Linked DNA regions of Homo sapiens: region 2 is linked to region 1. The links are chromatin loops, found by intact Hi-C in ENCODE. Cell type or tissue: heart right ventricle. All regions are shown on one strand. Each heading gives the region's core, and the rest is flanking DNA. Links, peaks and the distances in the headings are about the cores only. Region 1 has its middle 6.6 kb from the start of MIR646HG. Region 2 overlaps LINC02910 (long intergenic non-protein coding RNA 2910).

Region 1 (5,381 bases), core at 86-5,085:
ATCTCTACTAAAATACGAAAAATTAGTCAGGCATGGTGGCATATGCCTGTAGGCCCAGCTATTCGGGAGGCTGAGGCAGCAGAATCACTTGAACCCAGGAAGCGGAGGTTGCAGTGAGCAGAGATCACACCACTGCACTCCACTCTGGGTGACAGAGCAAGACTCTGTCTCCAAAAAAAAAAACAAAAAGAAAAAAGAAAAAAGAAATTGACTCAGGTGGTGATGGAGGTTGAGAAGTCCCACAGTCTGCCATTAGCAAGCTGGAGACCCAGGAAAGCCCATGGTATAATTGGAGTTCAAAGCTCTGAGACACAGGGGAGCTGAGGTGTAAATCCTATTGTGATAGCAGGAGAAGATGAGATGAGATGTCCCACCTCAAGCAGGGAGTCAAGAAAAAAGGCGAATTCCTTCTTTCTCTATCTTTTGTTCTATTCAGGCCCTCAACAAATTGGGTAATGCCCATCCCTGTGGGGCAGGTCAATCTACTGTGCTGAGTCCAGCAACTCAAATGCTAATCTCTTTGGGAAGGCTTCTCACAGACCCACCCAGAAGCAATGTTTAACCTGGGCACCCAGAGGCGCAGTCAAGGTGACACCTAAGATCAACCACCACAGAGGGTGAAACCATCAACCACTCTAGGAGTTTGGTGTAAGGGTGAACCCCTAACCAAGCCAGGGGTCTTGTGTAGTAAAAGGAGGAGGCCAGACTCTGACCCCAAAGTGTCTCATTTAAAGATCTGAGATGGGCTCCAGAACATTCTATGTGCTCACAAGAACCTCTGCTATTTCTGACTCTGTTGGTCCAAGAAACAGCACAAGACTGTGAGCTCTTTATGAGCTGAAACCAGGCCCCAGCTCTGTCCCTGAAGGGACAAAGCACAGTGTGTGGAAGTAGCAGTGTTCAGCGTCTCATTTGTGAGATGAAGCGAAGCCATCGTGAAGGAGTCTGGAAGGACAGAACAACTTTGCTAAGGGGAGTGAGAGTGAGGTCAGGAGTAGGGGAGAAACAGGAAATGGGAGTTCCTTTGAGAGTTGTGAGAACTAAATTCATGCTGGGAAGAGGTGGAGAGAATTCAGAGAAGTGGCTTGCTCTGGTGTGAAGGATCCTTCCGAGGAGGTCAGGATTATAATGATCTCATTACTAAATTGGAACTTGCCCGCCAATAGACCCTACTCATCTCAGACGGAGAAGGAGCTCCACAGCAAGCAACTGTGATTGCACATTAAATATTTAACAGATCGCCTCTTGAGCAATCATTTGTGGTCATAATCTGGCTCAGTCTACCACCACATCACAAAAATGCTCACGTGAAAAGAAACGTGGGTCCAGGAGGTGGTTTCTCAGTTCAATGCACAGATCACTGGTAGCCAAACTCCACACAAAGGTGGATCTCCCCTCGCCATAGCGTCTTCTGCAGTCTTGAGTCTCCAGCCTGAACTACTCCATGAGACCAGGCCCAGAGGACACCCAAAGCCTGGGGAGCCCAGCAACAGAGGTGTTCCACCTTTACCTCTAAAGGGACCTTGCTGCCCATGCCTACCTCCCCATGTGGGGGTGCTGGCTTCTCACTGCTGTCAATATCGGCATTGTCCTGGCCCCTACCTCTGCCAACAGGCACACTGACTTCGGCTCTTCCTGCCTTCCTCACACTTTCCATTCTGCCCACCTGATCCAGGTACAGGTGCTTCCTACCTGGAGGAGGGGAGGAACCTCACTGGCTCGCTGTGCTTGTCACATGCCTTGCTGACGGTTTGCCCTCAGCCACCCAGGAGGTTCCATTTAGGAATCTTAGAGCCTCCAGTGACGCTGCACTCAGGGTCTCACTTTCCATCACAGGAAGTTCATCTTTAGGTTTTGTATTGCCTTTGGCTATTTTTTTGTAAAGTTCTATTTGAAGAGAGAACTCTGAGGCCAGTGCTTGAAATCTACTAAGATAAAATGCCAACTCCCTAGCCTGGCATTCAGAGCCTCTCGATGACTCACCCCTGCACACACCTCTGCACGAATCTGCATCTCAGGTCCACCTGGTCACCCACTGTCACCAACACAGCTTTGGTTTCATCCTACTATGCTTCACTCACATTACCTAATTCCCTCAGCCCAACTGACCCTTTTAAAAAATGTAGCAAACCAGGTCACCTCTCCTGTTAAATCTCTCCAGTGTCTGCCCTCACCCACAACGTGGCCAACGTTCCCATCACCAGTAACAGCGTGTTGACAGCAGGAGCCCAGATATGATCACGGGCCTGCCACCTCTGTGGGCCTCTCCCTGAACACTCATCACCCCAGTCCAACCCTGAGAAAGACATCAGTCAAACTCAAACTGAAGGACACCTGGCCAGGATGCCTAGAAACCATCAAGGTCATCAAAAATGAGAAAAGTCTGAGACACCATCACAGCCCAGAGGCGTCTAGAGACATGATGACTAAGTGCGAGGCGGTGCCCTGGACGGGGTCTTGAAACAGAAAAAAAAGACATTAATGAAAATGAGTAAAAGCAGAATAAGGCTTACGGGTTCATTAGTAGTTATACACCTATGTTAGTTTCTTAACCGTGACAAACGCACCATATAAATGCAAGAAGTTGATAATGGGGGAAACAGGGTAAGGGATATGTAGGAAGTCTGTGCTACCTTCGCAATTTTTCTATCAATCCAAAACCATTCTAAAATTAAAAGATTTTTAAAGCTCTCCAACAGTTTCCTGTATCACCCAGAATAAAGTCCAACTCCTTGCTGGACTTGCCCAGACTCCACAAGGCCAAGTGCAGCCTGCATCCCTCACCCAGCACCTTGGCCACACCCGTCCTCTCTCTCTGTTTCCAGGCCCTGAAGTCGTTTCTTCCTTGCAGCTCTTGCATTTTCTCTTTGCTTTCCCTAGAATGTGCCCCTCCAAAGTCATCCCATCTCTGGTGGTGACTCAACAGGCCAGCTTGGTTTGAACATTTCCTCTCCGGAAAGTCCTTTCCTGCTGTGGCCCCACAGGACTGCCATCTGTCTCATGCTGCAAGTAGTTTCTTCCCATGCCTCTCTCTGTGGTTGGCCCCTTTATTCCCCCACTGGATGCCAAGACCGTGGCTTCCCTATTCACAGCGTCTTCCTAAGCACAAAGAAACATGCCTGGCACAGAGCAGGCACTCCGACGTCCTTCCTGAGCAAGTGACATCCCTTTCTTTTCTTCACTCAACAAATGTTTTGTAAGCCTGGTATTGAGCCCCATACAAGGACCCACTAGTGAATGAGGCAGGCATGTTCTTTGCCCTCAAAGAGCTCTGGACCCATCCTTTTTTCTTGGCCTAACTAAATGTCCAGCTCCTAGGAATGGACATCAACCCTACCTCTTCATCTGTGCCCCCTGAATACACTTGCCTGAAGCTGGGACCGACTCAGCCAGATGTTGGCAGCATGGCTCATTCTGAAGTCAGAATTAGGTTGTCTTTCTTCATCGTATTTAATAAATGTTGCTGTTTTTATTCAGTTTTTCCTTGTGGTAAATTTATTACAAATTAGAAAATATAGACGATAACAAAACAAAAATTCCTCATACACAATAACTCAGGAGACATGAATATTTTTATGTATGCAAGCAATTATTACAGAAAATAAGTATACATACTCAAAGGGATACATTTTCCAACTATGTAATTAGCTGAACTCTCCCCCCTCCACAATTGCAGTGGGGTCTTTACCCTTTCATATGATGTCCTATTTTCATGCTTATGTATCCCCCCACACACAACCTCAGTATTTTGCAAATAACTATGGATTCTTTCAGATCACTATTCTGAAACAACCTCTCACTTTAGCAAATACAGAACCACAGTACCATTTTTTTTTTTTTTTTTGAGAATTTTAGGAACATGTATTCCTGCTTGTTTCTTTTTTTTCTTTTTTTATTATACTTTAAGTTTTTAATGGCTATTTCCTTCTCAATTGTTTTACTGTACCACAATTCAAGTTGTTTTTGTTTGTTTGTTTATTTTGGACATTTTGCTTATTACCATTTTCTTCACCATTATAAACAATACCAGTCAATATCCTTGCACATACATCTTTGCACACTTGTCCAGTTATTTTCTTAGGATAAATTCATAGATGTTGAATTGCTAGACTAAGCAGTTTTTCGTTATTGTTATTTTCAGGGTGTTTTAAATTATTCATGTTGTCATGTTACCTCTCAAGAAAAGGATATAAATTTATATTTCCACTAGCCACGCTGTTATTTTCATACAAATCTCCTTTTAAAGGAATATCCAAGGAAGAAATGCAAATGATAAGATAATGCATTAAGGCGGCAGGAGATATATCACACAACAATCAATGGCCTTCTTATATGCAATTTAATTATTTACTTTTTATTCTTAAAAAATATTTCACTTATTTTGTCCAAATGATTTAAACTTAACATCAGATTTAAAACTCAAGGCAGACCCACCAGGATTTGTCTGCCAGCAAGATCAAAAGCACGGTTCTGGCAGACAATGGGAGAGAAGGGTGTGAGCCTACCATGATCATCCATCCATCCAACAAATAGCTACTGAAACACTGATTTTTTTTTATAGCAGAAGTGAGTCATTCGGGCCACTTTAGAGATTGACTGTTCTTACCACCTATCTCACCATCCTTTTTCTTAAATTAAATTATTTTGAGATAACTGTAAATTCACATGCAGCTGTAAGAAATAATGCAAAGATCCTGCGTACACTTTATCCATTTCCTCTGGTAGTAAAATCTTGCAAAATTAAAGGAAATATCACAACCAGGAAAGTGACATTGATATAACCCATCCATTTTACTGAGGTTTCATGAGTTTCCTTGTGCTCCTGTGTGGGTGGTATGTGTGTGTGTGCACGCGTGTGTTTAGTTCTATGCAATCGCATCACGTGTGCAAGTTTACATCTCCACCGTCAAAATCATTAAAGAGAACAGAGCATCCCTGGGGCCATTCCTTTATAACCACACCCACCTCTCACCCTCACCCCGCTCCTTAACATCTGGCAACCGGCAATCTGTTCTTCATTTCTATAAATTTGTCATTTCAACAATGTTATATAAACAGACTCGAGCATACAAAAATATATAACTTTTTGGTATTGGCTTTTCTTCCACCCATAATTCCCTGGAAATTCATTCACGTTTATGACTATCCGCAATTAATTCCTTTCGATCGTCTAGTCGTATTCCATGATATGATATATCACCACTTGCTTAACCATTCACCCACTAAAAGACAGATGGATTTTTCCCAGTTTGGGGTTATTATAGACAAACCTGCTGTAAAGATTCACGGACAGGCTTTGGTGCAAATTTAAGTTTGCATTTCTCTAGGATAAATTCCTAAGAGTACAACTGTTGGATGTCTGGTATAGTAATTGCATATTT
Region 2 (5,381 bases), core at 60-5,059, 71 kb after region 1:
TCAGCTCTGGGACCCAGGGGCTAGAGATGAGGGTGGCCACCCCCACCCTGTGTTGATGCCAGGCACCTCTCCCCATGAGGACTCCAGGCACCGAGTTAAGTAAATTAAATAAAACTATTTGAGCTTATTTATGGCTTGTGGGTTTTTCTGGTCAGCCTGACCTCCGTGAGCACCTTCAAAATAAGATTTCTATTAGGGAAGATGACTTCAGCGTTTTAAAATTTTTTCTTGCCCCCAGAGTCATGGTTTTAATTAACAGTATCACCGAGTGGCTCTCCCTGGCAGACAGTGGCGTTGCAGGCCTGTTGAGGCCCGGCGAGGAATGAGCCAAGCAGATTCTGTTTGCGTTAATCCTGCCAGTGCAGAAGCTGCATCCCAGGGTAGAGCGACTACAAAATGAGCTTTCAGGCCACGAGCATCTTCCAGCAGAATCTGGGGGTGTCAAGGCTGCCAGACACAGCAGGCATGCCCGCCTGACCCCACGTTGGACAGGCAGGGCTCATGGCTACCCCAGCTTGCTGCGGGGAAGGCTGCAGAGAATCCCAGCTGCAGCTGGTTCCTGAGAGGCCAGGCAGCACTTCGGCACTGCAGATTCATCGTCTTCTCAGGCACCCAGCGTGAGCGCCAGCCTTGAAAATAATCAGCTGTGGCTCTAATTCATTATAAGCTCCGAGCAGCCCGAGCCTGTGCCATGAGACGGGCCGAGCTCTGCATCCTGGCTTGGTGGAGCCCGTAGATATGACCAGCCTCCTGCTGCAGTGTGGCTGCAAGACGCCTTCCCCACGGCCCTGGGTAGTGTACCTGCTGCCTGACAGCGAGCAGCAAAGCCCTGAGACAGGATTGCCATCAAGCGTTCATGGTGCAGGGTTCTTTGGGGGCATTTATTCTGTCTCTTGTCAATGGCAAGGCGAGGCAGGGATTCATCATGTCAGACCCTGTTCTTCCTGATTTGATTCTGTGTTTGACCTTGCCCAATCATACAAAAATATCCCCCTCTACCAGCAGTTTAGGTCAAGGAAAGTACAGACACCCCTCATTATCCAAATATTGTCAATTCCTGGAAACACTTTGGAGAGCAAATTTCCAGACATCAGGGCTTCACCCCTTTATGTGAACTGGGAAAAAATAATAATACATTCCCAGGCCAACAAAAACAATCCCCAACCAATTTTCCAAATATCTCTTAAGACACTCTTAAACACCTATATAGCAATGTGCTAAGGATGCTTGCACAATGCAAACATTTAGGACTCCTGCTTTTTGATGAGTCTACATTGGATGAACTTCTGGATGGGGATGTTCACATGCAGTATTTAACATCACTGAATGGAGTCAGATTAGAATTATGTTTTCCTTCTACACTGTAAGGGACGTGCATAAAATGTTAACTGCACAAATGAGGTAACAGGTAAAAGACAGAAGCTAGGTTACATCCAGCTTGGGAGGGGCAACACTGGAGCTAGAAACGGCTAGACCCCAAGGAAAGGGAGGGTGGGGAGGAGAGTGACACTGAGGAGCTGCTCTGAACAACCTGGCAGGATCCCCACGGGCAGAGAGCCGAGATGCCCACTGCTGTGCGCCCACCCTCTAGTGGGCACCTCTACGCACTTTCTTATTCTGAGTGAACTTGGGTAAAATGTTAACACATTGTTAAGGCAGATCATTCAGATCAGGAAAAACTGGAGTAGGCGGAGTGATCAGTACTGGGTTTTCCCTCCCAAAAGGTAATTGGACAATGACTGTGTGTGACAGGGACAAATGCATTCGGGCGCTAGAGGTTCAGCCCTCCTCTTCCCCTACCCACTAAAGAAAATGTCATGTTTGCCGTATAGCATGCCTGCCTCATGCTAAAACGTGGAGCAGAAAACAAGGCCAGAGCCGTGAGGGCTGGCTCCAAGGAGCCTCTGGGAAAGAAAAGGGCTCTGGAAAAGCTCTGGAGTGAGACCATGGGAGGGGAGAAATACGGGGTGAAAGAATCGTAGGGAAAGTCATAGAGAGGTTTCTCCTTAAAGGGTTTGGATGAACTCAGGTCATTTTTCCAATTGCTTTGAGTGTCTGCTGCTTCTCTTAGTGGGATGCTAAGAGCAGGGCAGATGGGGCCCCAGAGACGTTGAGGTTATGCTGGGACGTTCAGTTCAGTCTGCTCAGATTTAATTTGGGCAGCAGCATTCACTTTTTAAGGGTGCTACAGGTGCCACCAGAAAGTCTAGTGTTCAAAAGTCTGCTACAAACACAAGGAGGCTGAGTGCCACCTTGTGCCCCTGTCGCAATACCTGGTTACCCGCCCACCCCAACACACCTGCGCTTCCCCAGGACGGCCTCATTCACAATCCCTTCCTCTCTGGTGGTGTTGCAAGCACTCCATCATGAACATGACTCAACTGAGTCTTCTTAGTGTTGAAGAGAAACTAAGCCCAGAGGGAACAGGCAGTTCCCCCAAGCTCCCTCAGGACATGGTGAGTCTGGGATCTGGACCCAGGCAGGCTGGCTGTGCAGCCAGGCCCTTCACTGCAGCTGCCCTTCAAAGAATGCCTGGCTGTGCAAAACAACCCTGAACCACCTCCTGTCACCACTCATGAGGCCTGTCCTGCCCCTGCATGGCTCACACTTGCCAGTCATTGTCAGGACTTACCTGCTAGAATCACACAACCTTGATTCTTGACCTGGTTCTGCTATGAGCCTCGCCCATAACACCCCTCAAATCTATAGACCTCCCCAAGCCCCAGATTCTTCCTTGTCAAACGGGGGTTGTTGTGAAAGACCCATGAGGCAGCACCTGTGTGGAGCGTGTGGTGGCCCAGGGCCCACCTGCGATCACCTGCAGCACAGGTCCCCAGCCTCTGCCTGTGGACCCTCGCTGGCCCCAGGAGCACATGGCCTATGCTGGGCAAACTAGAAGCACCAGGAGTTCATGGCCAGGAGCAGGAAGTGGCAGTCAACACCCAGTTTTCCAGTCCTCCAGAGGGCAATTCTGACACGTGACGCAACATAGTGGCTTAGACACCCCCACTGGAGAAATTGAACCCCAAGGTCCTCAGTGATGGCCTTGTCTGTGGTCACCCTAATCCCCGGCCTTGCTCCCTTCCAGGTTTCAGCCCCACTTCCTCACGGTGCTGCTGGATCACCGTCCATGTTAGCCGCTTGCACCCGAATCCTCAGCTCAGGGTCTGTTTTGGGGCGACCTTATATTAAGAGAGCAGAGTCTGGCACCTAGTAAATACTAAGCCCTCAGCAAAAGGTATGTGTGTGATATAGAGGGAGAAAAGATTCATACATACACATATGTATGCATATGTGTACCAATATGCACTTGTAAATGTGGAAATCTAGATGAATGTACATGTGTTTATCTGTATGTATATATGTGTGCATACAGATATGTGCATGTATGTGTATATCTGCTATTTTTCTATATCCACATATGTGTATGTATGCATATAGATGTGTTCATGCATGTATATATGTGTGTATATCTATATCATTGTGTCATGCATGTGTCGATGTCAGTGCATGTGTGTATATGTACATGAATGCACATGCATAAATGTGTATATATGTGTGTATATATGCATGCATGAGCATATTTAAATATAGATGTGTGTATATGTTTACATAGGTGTATGTGGGCATGTATGTGCATATATGTATAGGCATGTGCATATAGGTGTGTGTTTATACATAGACATGTGAGTATATATGTATATATCTATATGTGTATATATGTATTATACATATATGTAGATGTGGGCATAAGTATTTGTGAGTACATGCATGTGTACTGTATATGTACGCATCTATAAGGATGTACATTTATGTATCTGTAGGTCTATATGTGCATGTGCATGTGAGTGTATGTGTGTACATGTGTATACATAGGTATGTGTGTATATATGAATGTGTGTCTGTATGTGTATTCATCGTGTGTATATGTGTGTCCATGTGTGCATGTGTTCCTGTGTGTGCATATGTGTTCCTGTGTGTGCATATATGTACATACGTGTGTGTCCACAGCTGGGTTGTGAGAGTCACACAGCAGGAAACAGGTGTTCCCTGACTGCGTCCCCAGAACGTATTCTCCGAGGGCCTCTCAATGACTCTCTGCTGGCCTCACTTTCAGGCCCCCACGCTGGGTCTTATCCCACCTCTCCCTGCCCTCGGCTCCTTCTTTGCACAGGTTCCCATTCACCAGAGGCCCCCGGCTTCCTCCCCACACCAGGTTACCTTGGGAAGTGGGAAAGCCGGAAGAGGAGACCTCACAGCAGAGCCTACCAACAGCTGCTCAGTGGCAGGACCCAGGGCGGCTGCAAGGAAATGAAATCCCCTCTCACTTAACAGCCTAATAAGGATTTGAACCTGAGTCTGCCAGGAATTTCAGTTTAACTGCTTTCTCAGATGTGAAGAACATGTCTGGGCTTTCAAGCATGCCCCAGGGAGGAGCCGCGACAGGCTGAAGGGGAGGATGGCGCCTGTTGCTGAGGCTCCACCTGCCTGAGCTTCTCTGTGAGGCCCCGGAAAACAGCACAGGCCTGGCAGGGGAGCTAGATGTGCAGATGAGAGGGGGCAGCCGCCCCAGGAGACCAGCGCTTGTTGCGGGGAAATGATGTCAGCAAGACGCAGCGGCAGCAGCAGCAAGGAGTCACTTAAGGACATTTCCAGCTGCCCTGGGCAACCTGATCCTCCTGGGAGAGGGGCCCACAGACTCAGAAGGGCTGCAACGCTCAGAGCCCAATCCTCAGGGCTGCGCACTTAGCCAGACAGGCTGAGCTGCATGAAACTGCTTTGTCATTCACACTGGGCCATTCACACTCTCCCAAGTGGAGTCCTCACCCCTGATCTGCCGGTTGGTGGCCAGGCCCAGGGCCCCTCACTTCCTCCTTCCGCCTCATGTGTTCTGCTCAGCCACATTGGCCTCCTTCTAGTTCTTCAACAAGAGGCTCATCCCCCTCCCAGGGTTTGCTCTGGTGCTCCCTCTGCCTGGAGTGCCCTTCCCAGCTCCTCACAGGTGCGGCTTGTTCTGGGCAGTCAGGTGCTTCAGGCTTCCCTGCCCCCCTGCCACCAGCCTCCTATTTAATTTCATTCTTGCAGCTGGCCCTTTTCTACTTTGTCGTGTTTAACTCCCTACCATTTATTTTTCTCCTCTCTCCCTGGAAGGCGAGCTCCCTGGTCATCGTGGGCCTTCCGTGTGTTTCTCATGCTGCGTCCTCAGAGCCTAGAGGCATGGAGTAGCTGCTCACTGAATCCTCACAGAATGAATGAATGATTGACCACACCCATCACATTAGGCCTTATGGGATTATTATCAAGAACGCCCTATTTAATGATGGGGACATGCTGCCCCACTTCCATCCCTGGGCCTTGGTGCACAGGCCAGAAAGTCCGAG

Evidence for each region. Hi-C counts contacts between places; a loop is a spot of excess contacts. Peaks named below come from ENCODE experiments on the same cell type or tissue, not always from the same donor. Only the 100,000 strongest peaks of a DNase experiment are listed, where the experiment ranks them.
Region 2: it touches region 1 in a loop (2.9-fold over the local background); 11 of 110 quality-filtered maps call a loop at or near these places.

What each region holds. Positions count from the first base shown.
Region 1 is chr20:60,129,210-60,134,590 of GRCh38, reverse strand. No RefSeq gene overlaps it. Among named protein-coding and RNA genes, the nearest start is that of MIR646HG, 6.6 kb to the left of the region's middle. In heart right ventricle, for the core only: no CTCF peak of the experiment used is centred there; no DNase peak of the experiment used is centred there.
Region 2 is chr20:60,057,827-60,063,207 of GRCh38, reverse strand. LINC02910 (long intergenic non-protein coding RNA 2910) reads right to left here. Exons shown (of 4, transcript NR_161293.1): 2 at 4,222-4,301. Among named protein-coding and RNA genes, the nearest start is that of LINC02910, 4.6 kb to the right of the region's middle. RefSeq lists enhancers at 4,503-4,752, 4,459-5,260, 5,356-5,381. In heart right ventricle, for the core only: no CTCF peak of the experiment used is centred there; DNase peaks (open chromatin) are centred at 697, 2,407, 4,517, 4,597 and 1 weaker place; H3K27ac peaks cover 2,758 bases.